Regions from separate parts of the Homo sapiens genome. Here region 1 is linked to region 2. Evidence: read pairs that join two places in POLR2A ChIA-PET (ENCODE). Cell type or tissue: PC-3. All regions are shown on one strand. Links, peaks and the distances in the headings refer to the core of each region. The heading gives the core; the rest is flanking DNA. Region 1 has its middle 89 kb from the start of LINC00705. Region 2 overlaps LOC105376375 (a long non-coding RNA gene).

What was found. Peaks named below come from ENCODE experiments on the same cell type or tissue, not always from the same donor. Only the 100,000 strongest peaks of a DNase experiment are listed, where the experiment ranks them.
Region 1: POLR2A ChIA-PET joins it to region 2 with 6 read pairs; 2 of 35 experiments call an interaction of 5 or more read pairs at or near these places.

What each region holds. Positions count from the first base shown.
Region 1 is chr10:4,565,415-4,568,348 of GRCh38, reverse strand. No RefSeq gene overlaps it. Among named protein-coding and RNA genes, the nearest start is that of LINC00705, 89 kb to the left of the region's middle. In PC-3, for the core only: no CTCF peak of the experiment used is centred there; no DNase peak of the experiment used is centred there.
Region 2 is chr10:4,724,784-4,727,717 of GRCh38, reverse strand. The region is part of intron 2 of LOC105376375 (a long non-coding RNA gene); the gene reads left to right. Among named protein-coding and RNA genes, the nearest start is that of MANCR, 48 kb to the right of the region's middle. In PC-3, for the core only: no CTCF peak of the experiment used is centred there; a DNase peak (open chromatin) is centred at 1,537; H3K4me3 peaks cover 312 bases; H3K27ac peaks cover 2,500 bases.

The DNA.
Region 1 (2,934 bases), core at 331-2,830, 160 kb after region 2:
ATTTATTTTCAGGTCTGACAATCACATATGGTGTTTTTGGCAGGGAACCAGATCCTCAGTTGGGTCTTGGAGGACCTCACATGTGTCTTATTAAGGAACTTGGACTTTAAATGGTTCATCAAGTTTGCATAGAAAGATTACCCCAGCAACAGTAGAGAGTATGAATGCACAAAACATTTGGAAAAGGAATGACTCAAATTAGGGCCTTAAGAGAGTCTTATAATAATCCAAAATAAATTAGAGGCTTGGGATAAGGTATGGATTGTGACTTGACTGGTTGCCTTCATAATCCCCTCTACTGCTGCTGTTATAGAGGTTGAGAGCTAAAATATTCAATTCCCAAGATTCCTTTTTAGCAAGTATGGATCATATGACATAATTCTTGCCAGTAATATATGTAAGAAAAGCTGTTTATAGTTTATAGCTTCCAATAAAGTGTTGGGCATGTCCCAGCCAGAAGACAGTCATGCCCTTCAGAGGTTTCCTGTCTTGCCCAGGCCCAGTGTGAAGCACCTGAACATACAGGATCTTCCTAGTCCTTCAGGATGAAGCCACAGGCAGTGACTGTTAGAACAAGAAATCTAATAAAAAGAAGCCTATAAACCAACATCATGTTACATGAGTAAGCTCTGTCTTTCTATTGCATGCTACTGACAATATGATGGTAGAAATAGGAAAAGAGAAGCGCTTGGGGCAACTTAATGAATGATGGTTTCTTCATTAAGATGGACACCCGAAAGGGGATGATTTCGATATATCTGAGATGGAAATACAAATGGAGATGGCCAGCTCGCATTTGAACAGATATCTACTGCTCAGGGCTAAGACTGGTGGGCAACACAGATTGGCAGCATATAAACTAGAAGTCATAGTTGAAGCTGTGAGAATACTTGAGTGTTGAATGATAAGGATATAAGGCCAAGCAGAAAACTGAAGAAAAGAAGGCCAGAAGACAACAAAACTGGATGGAAACTGTATAGTGAATTTCAGACAAATTAAGGAAATACAGCAGGTGATGGTGTCTGTGAAGCCATAGTAGACTCCAATTTCAGGAAAGGGTGAATGCTGCCCAGTATTACAGACTGGCCACTTCGGTCTATTCTGTGCATTCTGTTTCAGTGAACTGGTGGTGGCAGAAGCCACATTTCCAAATCCAAGTGTCCAGGGCAGTGTAGATGGTTCTCTGTTCTTTGATCCAAAGAGTAATCCCTTCTGGGGAAGCAAAAAATGGCTGGTCCTAACATAGCAGGATATTCTTTCTCTTCATCAAGGTGGTTGGAGAAGCAAGAAAAGGGTCTTTCCTTAGAGAGGGTGAGTGGGAGTTAAGCTTTATTGCTCGTGTTTGAGTAAACTCCTAGTCTGGTCTCTCAATCTTTACAATTTGTTTAAATTTTTGCAAAGGCAGCCACAGCATCTTAGAAAGAAATGTCTTTAAAATACTATGTTAAGTTTAGGCATTAATATTGTCGAATGATCGCATTAAATAATTTTAAAATGATAGTTTAATGATCAGAGTTTAAAGAATTTGCATTGGACAATTGTTGAAATGAATCATTTAAAACTGTTCACAACTCACTTTTTCAGAATCTCTAAAAGACATAAAGCAACATATCTTTTCATAGGTTTCAATAATTCTTAAATACTACCTTTATTTACATAGAATTATATTTCCTATTGTGCTTTTGTTTCTTTACTCAAATTATTCATAAAGCTTTCAATAAAACAACGTTTATGATCTGAATATAATTTTATCCCCTGCATTCTGGAAGGATGCTGTCGGTTTTTACAGAACGTCTTATAAAATGAATGACAAGATAATTGTGTGATTAGCACATGGATGGTTAATGACTGGGAAAATGGGTCTAACATAAAGAAACTCGTTAAAATATATTGGATGGCAGGATCTAGCAAACAAATGAGTTAAAACAACAGCTCGGTGGTATCTAATTAACCCTAGAAAACCTTAGGGAGATAAATATATATATTTTTAATTTCCCTAGATCATAAACTAAAAAAATAATATTTGCTTTTAAAGCCATCAGGAAGCTCCTCCCTTCTCTTCTCGGTTCATAAAAGTTCTATAGTCTGTCCCAACTCTTGGTACTTACCAGGCTTTTATAGCAAATGAGAAAATAGTAAAGTTAATGCCCCTTAACAGGAATTTCATTTGCACCGGTTTCATTCTGAGTATGACAAATTCATTCAATACAACTCAATCTTTACACAAAAATGATTTAGGATGGACTATTAGATTTGTACAGTATTTGAACTTTCCCTTTCAGCTATGAGGAAATCATCATGTCTTTAGTGATAAAGACTCTTTAAAACAACTGAATTTCAATACAAAGAATAACCTCAAAGGTTGAAGATTAATTTGTTATAAAATGTCTCCATCTTCTCCTGCTCATACCTATCCAATGGCATCTTTTTATTCCTGTTTCTTTAATTTCTTTCCCTTGAAGGTTTCTCACTCTGTAGCTTTCCTGCTGGAAGATGCACTTTCCCTTTCTGCCCTAAAGGACGAATTACTTCTAAGTGAGTTAACTTTGCCATAACAGTTCCCCGCCCTCCTCCCCTGCCCCCCTCCCCCCGCCTCCTCCCACCCGCCCCCGCCCGTTAGTGTGTGCCATATGCATTGTATGCTAAAATAGGTAGTGGGGAATTATTTTTTCCTTTAAAAAGTGTGGGGGGTCTCAGATTCTACCCTTTGATCTTTAAAATCCTTGGATAATGTACTGGGCAGTTAAGAGTGAGCATAGACTGTCAAAAAACATTACAGTAACACATTGTATGCCTGTCTCAAAATATCACATGCACTTCATAAATATATACAGCTATTATGAACCCATAATAATTAGAAATTAAAAATTGAAAAAGGAAAGAAATAACAGAACACCCTAACAGAGGAAGTAATATCATTTAAAACATCTATAT
Region 2 (2,934 bases), core at 281-2,780:
ATTTTAGTTGGTTGAGGAGACAGATTTGAGTGTGATCTGTTCTCCTTGGATGCTGCACCTGATTATAGCCCTCTTCCCTGGCAATACTCATTGTCTCAGTGATTGGCTTTCTGTGTGGCAAGCAACTGACCTACAGCACAACCCTGGTGTCGGGGTAACAAAAGTATTCTTGGAAAGGAAGGCGCTGATTTGCAATTAAGCTGTTTCTCATATGGCAACTCTGTATGGTATTTTCCACCCTGTTTAGAAGCTGTGTTTTATTTAATAATGGAAAACAAGTATTCCTCAAAATTTTCCCCGTAAATGGGCTTTCAAATGAATAGAATACTGGTCCTTTTTGAAATTGTGTGAAGATTCTTACATAATGCTTTATTCCATGTTTCTATGATTTAAAATTATGTTTCCAATTCCAATGGTTAAACACAACTTACTTACATACTCCCTACTGTCTGCTTTACACAAACTATTTCTTAATACTGCGGTTGACTGTAACATACTATTTGTATGCTTATACATTTGTTAAACAGCTCAGAATAAAACCCGGATATTTGAATATCTACCCCAAATATAAAAGTAGTATTTTGAGCAGAAACCTGTGATTTTTAACTGCCAACACTATAGTTATTCTTAAATAAAAGATAACATCTTTAAAAATAAACAAAATATGTTAATTTTAAACAGTAAAGGACATCAAAAAAATTTAATAAAAATGATTCTTTATGAATTTCTTTACTATTTATTATTTTTAAGATTCATATCCTGTGTTTGAACTCAACAACTTTTGGACTGGGTTAAGATATATCGTTAAATTCGGCTAAAGCAGTGTTGTCAGATGTTTAGGATTCATATAAATTATTACCCTCTAGTTTATTATCTTCAAATCTTTCTTCAATTATTGAAGAGTTTCATTTAAAATATATTAGAAATAATTTAAAAAGTATATATTTTATATTATATAGTATCACAATTATGAACTTAGAATTACAAAATTAAATTAAAAATCCAGATAATGTTTTCTATGCATGAAAATGTAAAATTTTGGAAATTTATTTTAAAATTCTCATATAATTTACTAAAAACCAATAATAAAAGTGAATGTTTCTAACTTAATGCAACTTACAAAATGTGAAATATTTTATCATAAGTGCCCTCACAATCGACTACTCTCAGGATGGCTAAATTGAACGTATCTCAAAAGTCAAGGTTGGTTAATCTGGCAATGTACTTTTGAACTTGGGAAATATAAGGCAGTTGAAAAATAAATGGCTTAAATTTTTACTTTCCTGATCCATAGCTGAAGTATTTCCATGGCTGTATGGGGATGTCATGTTTGAAAATGTTAAATTGAAGCAAGGTCTTGTGTTAGCACAGTGTATTTGAGGATTTATCATCTATTAAGGACAGACATTTACATATTTGAAAATGTTGATCTACGTGCACATAGCTTGTTTAAATTTGTGAATCACCTCTGCAATGAAATAAGTATAAAGACCTACAGTGTGATCTAATGTTAGAATGAGTCATAGTGGAATTATGTAGTCAAAGCAAACAGTGAAAAGACACACAATAATGTGGAAAGAAATAATGACATATTACTGAATAGTTAGACTTTGAACTTTAAAATAGATATCTGCTAGATATCATTCTAGGGCAAAGCCAACTATGAGAGAGTCATTTTTCTTTAAAAGGAGCTCTTTGTGGAGGCTAAATATAATTACTATTGTGTGATTTATAGACAGCTCTCGAGCAATGTGGATATTTTTATTCCTCTCTCTCTGAGTCTGACTGTTCACTGTTGTTACCTATTTGGATAAAATATCATTTTGAAGTTTGGCCTCTTTAAAAATTCTCTAGATCTACTGGTATAATTTTAATTTGGGACTCTGAATTTTATCACATGAAATTCTAAAAAACAACTATATTCTCAGTGGTCAATTTTCTTATATTACTTCAAAAAGAGAGAAGCTTTGAGTGAAATCCTCTTTACAGAAAGACAGTCTAAATTAGAGCTGCCTCTGTTTAAAGAAAAGTTTTCTTGGTTAATAGTGTTTATAGTATGTAATATGATCTAGCATGTGGTTTTTGTTTAATAAGAATATTTAAATATTAAGTTAATTCAGTATCTAACAATATATGTACGTGGGGACAAAATAATAAGAAAAAATATAGAATGTATAATACAAAAAGAGAATCTTTTTATGTGTCAAAAATGTGTATTCAGGAAATTGTTTTTACATTCTTTAAAACAACTGTTAAGTAGACAGAAATAACAAGATTAAGAAAATATCTATTTATGAGCCAGTATTCAAAAACAAACCACTAAGTGAAAATAGTTATACAGTTTTTAATAAATCTGAAAAAAACCTGTATGGTAAAAACTTGATTTTCTTATCACATTTGCACCCTTTCAAATACATAGATTTATTTCAGTAAACTTATTAGAGGAATGTTGACAATAAAGACATTCTACCTAAAATTATGCAACACGAGATATATAAAAACATGGATAGATGCATGAAACATTATGGATAGTAAAGGATATTTGAAAATGAAACGTTATGGGCAGTAAGAAATATTTGAAAAAAAAGAGAGATTAATGAGAGAAATTTTACCACTAAATATTAAAACACAATTAACCTCTAATAACTACTACTTTTATTAGTGTTGATCTGGTAAAAGAACATAAGACATTGTGTGGCAAAGTTGAGTCCCCAAAACTATCTGTAAGAATTTAATATATGATAACATTGCATTACAAATCAAGGGAAAGCATTGGTGAAAGAACGCAACTCAAAAACATATTTCGATTATTTTTTACTGCCTAAATTTTTAGGAAAAATTTAAAAACTGCATGTTTTATATTATGTACTATCACAGTTATGGACTTTAGAATTATAAAATTAAATGAAAAATCCAGATAATATTTTCTATGGA